2 separate regions of the Homo sapiens genome follow, and region 1 is linked to region 2. Evidence: chromatin contacts called from ENCODE Hi-C or POLR2A ChIA-PET data. All regions are on one chromosome and are shown on one strand. Each heading gives the region's core, a stretch centred on a gene start or an enhancer-like site at or near the end of the contact. The rest is flanking DNA. Distances are from core to core; before and after follow the strand shown. Region 1 has its middle 16 kb from the start of HAS3. Region 2 holds the start of TANGO6 (transport and golgi organization 6 homolog).

Region 1 (2,729 bases), core at 106-2,605, 250 kb before region 2:
TGTAGTCATAGTAAGACCTATCTCAGAGTGTGAGGGTCAAGGGAATTAATATGTATCGTGCTGGGCACAGTGGTTCACACCTGTAATCCCAGCACTTTGGGAGGCCGAGGCAGGTGGATCTTTTGAGCCCAGGAGTTTGAGACCAGACTGGGCAACATGGCGAAACCCTGTCTCTACTTTTTAAAAAATACGAAAATTAGCCAGGCGTGGTAGCACGCCCCTGTAGTCCCAGCTACTCGGGAGGCTGAGGCAGGAGAATTGCTTGAACCCGGGAGGTAGAGGTTGCTGTGAACCGAGATTGCACCACTGCACTCCAGCCTGGACAACAGAGCAAGACTCCGTCTAAAAAAAAAAATTAGCTCAGTGTGGTGGTGCACGTCTGTAGTTTCAGCTACTCAGGAGGCTGAGGTGGGAGGATCACCTGAGCCTGAGAAATAGAGATTTCAGTGAGCTGTGATTGTGCCACTGCACTCCAGCCTGGGTGACAGAGAGAGACTGTCTCCAAAAAAAAAGTGCCAAGTGCACATATTACAAACTACAGATACATTAAACTTGTTCTAAGTCACATCACGTATCATCTGAAAATGTACACAAATACGCACAGCAGCCAGGCATTGTACCTGCGGGCTGTACCACTCCTCAGACTGGAGGGCAGAGGGCCAGCACGGGGGAGGTGGTAGGCAGCGCCGACCATGTGTCAGTGGAGCACAAACGCCTTCTTGGTGGGCCCCACGTGTTGGGATTCATGTGTATATGTGAGTACCTGAGTTTGCATCTCAAACTCTACTCTGCTTGAAAGGCTTGTACTTCTGTACTCACTTTGTGGGAAGAAGCTCCATTGTATTCAACAGATGTTCAAAACATTTCATGGAGGGTCTTCCGATGTAGTAAACAGGCTCCTGGCTGCGACCCAGCAGACTTGGAGCCAAATCCCACCAAGGGAGGATGTCAAGAGCCTGCCTCCCTGTTCTTCAAGATTGTTGTGAGAATCAGACAAGCTTATGGATGGAAAATGACTTTCCAAAATAAAGGAAATGCAAACACTGATCTTGCAACACTGTGTTACAAAGAACCGCAGAGGGCACTCTGGAGGAGGGGCACAAAAACTGAGGCCTGGTAGCGTGGAGCTACGGACTCCCTATGAAGAACTGGGGAGGACAACAGGGGATGACCTCCCTAATGATGTTTCAGCTTTCCAGGGCCGAAGGTGGGGTCTGCATTCCCCTCTCACCTTGCCAGCCTGTGCAGAGGGCGCTGAGCACAGCCCTGAGCTCTGCCTGCAGGAAAGAGGCAGCACCGGGTATTGTAAGGAGCAACACAGGTTCCCAACCCCCAAGCGGTGATTCAGTTCCAACAGAGTGGAGCATGGCAGGCAGAGGTGCCGCGCACTGCAGTGTGGCTGCTGCATGTGACTGCAGCATGTCTGTAGCTGCAGAGCTTGCTGAGGACACAGCCAGGCCCTCTGAGGTCAAAGCTGCTGCTGGGGGAAGGGGCGTATTGGGGAAGAAGACCCCTCATAGTCAGGGAAATGTGGCACCTCTCACAGCTCCGGTTTCTGACTCTCTCCCTTTGCCACAGAAATTCTGGCCGAGATTTTAGATTTCTGTGCAAAGACTGCAGAAGCTTATCTGGTTTTGCACAGGTCAGATGACTCATCTCTCGACTTATCAATTGATCCACTTTCACATGTTGTAGCCAGCCCTCCAATGCGGCAAACAGTTGGGTGAGAGGCACAGTCAGGTGGCAGGCAGCACTTCATTCAGTCACCCTCGCAGACAAAGAGACAAAACAGGTGGATGGACCCAGGGTAGATCAACACGCTTGCTCTCCTTTTTGAGCCAAAGAGGAGAAACTGCTGCTACCAGAGAAGAGGAGCTGAAACAACAGAGCCACCGAGGCCAAGTTGGGGGGTGGCATGAAAAGGGCTGGGGATCACTGCTTCCTTTTTATGGAGGGGAAAAAACTGGCTGGGTATGGTTATATGCATTTCTTTTATTTTTTCCATTTTGGGGACAGGGTCTCACTCTGCTGCCCAGGCTGGAGTGCAGAGGTGCAGTCACAGCTCACTGCTGCCTCAAACTCCTGGACACAAGCGATCCTCTTACTTCAGCACCCCTTCCTCCTGAGACCTGCTCTTACCTCTGGGCCTTGGCACTTGCTGTTCCCATTACCTGGAACACTCTTTCCCCATTATTTTAGTGCTCATTAATTCACCTGATCGTTATTCAAATAGCAACTTCTCAGCGAGGCTACCTCTGAACAACAAATCTCAACTTACTGTTCCCACGCTCCTCCCTCCTGACTTTATTTTCTCCATAGCATCTCTCACCACTTTACTTTTTTTTCTTGTCTTTTCTTTTTTTTTTTTTTTTTGAGATGGAGTCTTGCTCTTCATCCAGGCTGGAGGGCAGTAGCACAGTCTCACTCACTGCAACCTCTGCCTCCTGGGTTTAAGTGATTCTCCCGCCTCAGCCTCCTGAGCAGCTGGGATTACAGGCGCGCCCAACCACACCTGCCTAATTTTTGTATTTTTAGTAGAGACAGGGTTTCGCCATGTTGGCCAGGCTGGTCTCAAACTCCTGACCTCAGGTGATCCGCCTGCCTCAGCCTCCCAAATTGCTGGGATTACAGGTGTGAGCCACTGTGCCCGGCCCCACTTGACATTGTTTATCTTATTTGTTATCTGTCTCCCTCCACTGCCTCATAAACTCTCCCCGAGGGTAAGAGTT
Region 2 (2,889 bases), core at 69-2,568:
ATTCAAATTCTGCCACTTACTAGTCTGACATTGGGCAATTTCCAATGTACCTGAACCTTGGTCCTTCATCCGTAAAAATTGAATACAAGTAGTACCGATCCCAGGGGATCGTAATGAGGATTAAATGATGTGTATGTCAACAGCCTACTATGGGGACTGATACTTAGTAGGCACTCATTTACTAATATTAGTAACTTGTGTTCACTTCCCGCTGGTGTGGTGTAATGTTTGCAGAAGTTTTTGCAGTTTTAAGTATAAAATCTGAGACTGGGAGGTGATCCCCTTTGGCCTTTCATGTGCCCTTGCTAATTCTACAGATCCCTTCCCATCCCTTCCCCCAAATATACACCCCAGTGATAAGCAGAGCTCTATCTTCCACGTCCTTTCCAAAAGCTCCAGATAACATCAGAGCCCCTATACTGAACAATTTGTCTGATTCTGAGAAGGGGGTTCAGTAGATCTCGGGCCTAGGTCCGTGTTCTGCCCCTAATTTGACCACGTGATCTTGGACAGGTTACTTAATTTCTTCAGTGAGCCTTGGGTGTCCTCAGTCGCAAAAGGAGTAGCAGCTTCAACCACTCCCAATATCCCTTCAGATTTTAGACTGGGAAGAAACTGTCCACGCACCACAAAGATTAAAAGCGCCTGGTAACCCCTAAATACTCTCCCCAAACCCATTTCAAACGTCACTGCTTCCGATGTCTGGACTTCTTGGCATTTCGTACAAATCTCAAGGGTCCATGCTGGCCCCTGCGCCCTCACGCGGCTAGGACCTCACATTTCTACGTCGCGGGCGCCCTACCCTCTCTGGAGCTGGGTCCATATCCCCCTCCCAAGAGCGCTGCAGTAAGCACTGAATGAAATAACGGCCCCGCCTGACAGAGCCCAGCACAAGGCAAATGCTCAAGAGATGTTGGCTAATATCAGCAGTCAACGGATCCCGCGCCCTCCTTGAGCCTCAGTTTCCTCAAGAACGTAATGAGGACGGGCATAGACAATGCTCAAAGCCCCCAGCAGCGGGCGGAGGGTCCCGAGGCGGGCCTAAGGGGCGCACGCTGCGGAAGGCAGGGCAGCCCCGGAAGCCGGGCGGCCCTGAGAGTCCCGGGTCCAGCCCGGCGCGGAGATGCGTCCTCTCACCTCCCGGGCTCAGCAGCAGCTTCAATGCCTCCAAAATCCGATCCAGACCGCATGTCTCCTGAGCCCCGCTGCCCACGGCCTGTCGGGCCGCCATGACTGGAGTGTAACACCACGCTCGCGACCCGCTCAGGCGCCTCGGCAGGGCGCCGCCGCCGCCATGTTAAGTGTGGCAGAAGGCTCTGGGCACACTATGGGGCGGGGCCAAATCGATCGGGAACGCCCCCTTCACATTTTTTTTCCGTCCCGGCTTAGTCCGGGGGGTAAGAGGGAACCCAAAAATGGCTAATCTGCCCACGCGCACAATTTCAGAAGCTCAATATGATTAACCGCTATGTAAAGAAGGAAGAGAGAAGTAATGTATCATTAAAGCTATATTTCAATATGAAAATACTCAGGTACTCAACACTGGCAGACATAATGAAGCAGACAGATGCTTCCATCTGCTTACAGTGAAGTATGGATAAGAAAAACAATATTCAGGCTGGGCGCGGTGGCTCACACCTGTAATCGCAGCACTCTGGGAGGCCGAGGCGGGCAGATCACAAGGTCAGGAGTTTGAGACCAACCTGTCCGATATGGTGAAACCCCGTCTCTACTAAACATACAAAAATTAGCCAGGCGTGGTGGCGGGCGCCTGTAGTCCCAGCTACCCGGGAGGCTGAGGCAGGAGAATCGCTCGAAGCTGGGAGGTCGAGGTTGCAGTGAGCCGAGATCACACCACTGCACTCCAGCCTGGGCGACAGAGCGAGACTCCATCTCAAAACAAACAAACAAACAAAACCTAAGTACAGACGTACACACGCATATATATCCATCGTGAATGTAAAGCTACAAATGTTGTTATGGGTAATATGATTTTTTTTTTCAGTGAACTTAGTAAAGTTCCCAGTAAAAGTTCGATCTGTGTTCTGTTTTCATGGTTGATGCATTCCTCGAAAATTCAGGGTCTATCAAAACCATGCCCTCCGCCAAACTGTTTTTATATGTAAAACAGAATGGATTTGAGATTCAGATTATCGGAAACAGGTTTTCACCTACATAAATCCTGGTGGGACGTTGAAAAACCATGTTGTCTGAAAGTCATGCCGCAGACACAGGACAATGTTTTTGAGGGCAGGACCTTTATTTTTATTTTATTTTTTGAGATGGGGTCTCGCTCTGTCGCCTAGGCTGGAGTTCAGTGGCGTGATCTCGGCTCACTGCAACCTCTGCCTCCCAGGCTGAAACAATTATCTGGCCTCAGCCCCCCGAGTAGCTGGGATTACTGGAGTGCCCCAGCATGCCCGGCTAATTTTTGTATTTTTTGTGGAGACAAGGTTTCGCCCTCTTGGCTAGGCTGGTCTTGAGCTCCTCACCTCAAGTGACCTGCCCACCTGGGCCTCCCAAAGTGCTGGGATTACAGGCGTGAGCCACTGCGCCCGGCCCAAAGGACAAACTTCTTAATGGTCCGGTCCTTGGGCGAGAATAAGCTGCGCATAGCTATTACCCTTTTTGGCATGACTCTTGTTTCTTCTTTTCTTTGTCATTTTGGAATGCAGGGCCTGAGAGGGAAAAACGCTAAAAATTTTTTTTTAGAGATGGAGTCTCTATGTTGCCCAGACTTGTCTCAAACTCCTGGCCTCAAGTGATCCTCCTGCCTCAGCCTTCCGAATAAAATCTTGTGTGTGTGTGTGAGACAGAATCTCACTGTCACCCGGGCTGAAGTGCAGTGGTGTGATCTTGGCTCACTCCAACTTCTGCCTCCCCTGCTCA

Evidence for each region. Hi-C counts contacts between places; a loop is a spot of excess contacts on that map. ChIA-PET counts read pairs that join two places held with the same protein, here RNA polymerase II (POLR2A). Pooled maps may share reads with other maps.
Region 1: a loop to region 2 is called in a pooled map, with 2.1 times the contacts of the local background. The contact joins the enhancer-like site here to the promoter of TANGO6 in region 2. A Hi-C loop is called at or near these places in 2 of 50 pooled maps. POLR2A ChIA-PET finds 5 or more read pairs at or near these places in 4 of 52 experiments (CD8-positive, alpha-beta T cell, GM10248, HEK293 and 1 more).

What each region holds. Positions count from the first base shown.
Region 1 is chr16:69,088,202-69,090,930 of GRCh38, reverse strand. It overlaps a transcript of HAS3 not described here. Among named protein-coding and RNA genes, the nearest start is that of HAS3, 16 kb to the left of the region's middle. RefSeq lists enhancers at 980-1,857, 1,730-1,959. Within about 2 kb of position 1,355, at least 9 of the 41 ENCODE cell types and tissues checked have a DNase peak (open chromatin) inside an H3K27ac peak, as active enhancers do.
Region 2 is chr16:68,841,960-68,844,848 of GRCh38, reverse strand. TANGO6 (transport and golgi organization 6 homolog) reads right to left here and starts at 1,318. Exons shown (of 18, transcript NM_024562.2): 1 at 1,138-1,318. The coding sequence starts at 1,231. RefSeq lists an enhancer at 1,078-1,347.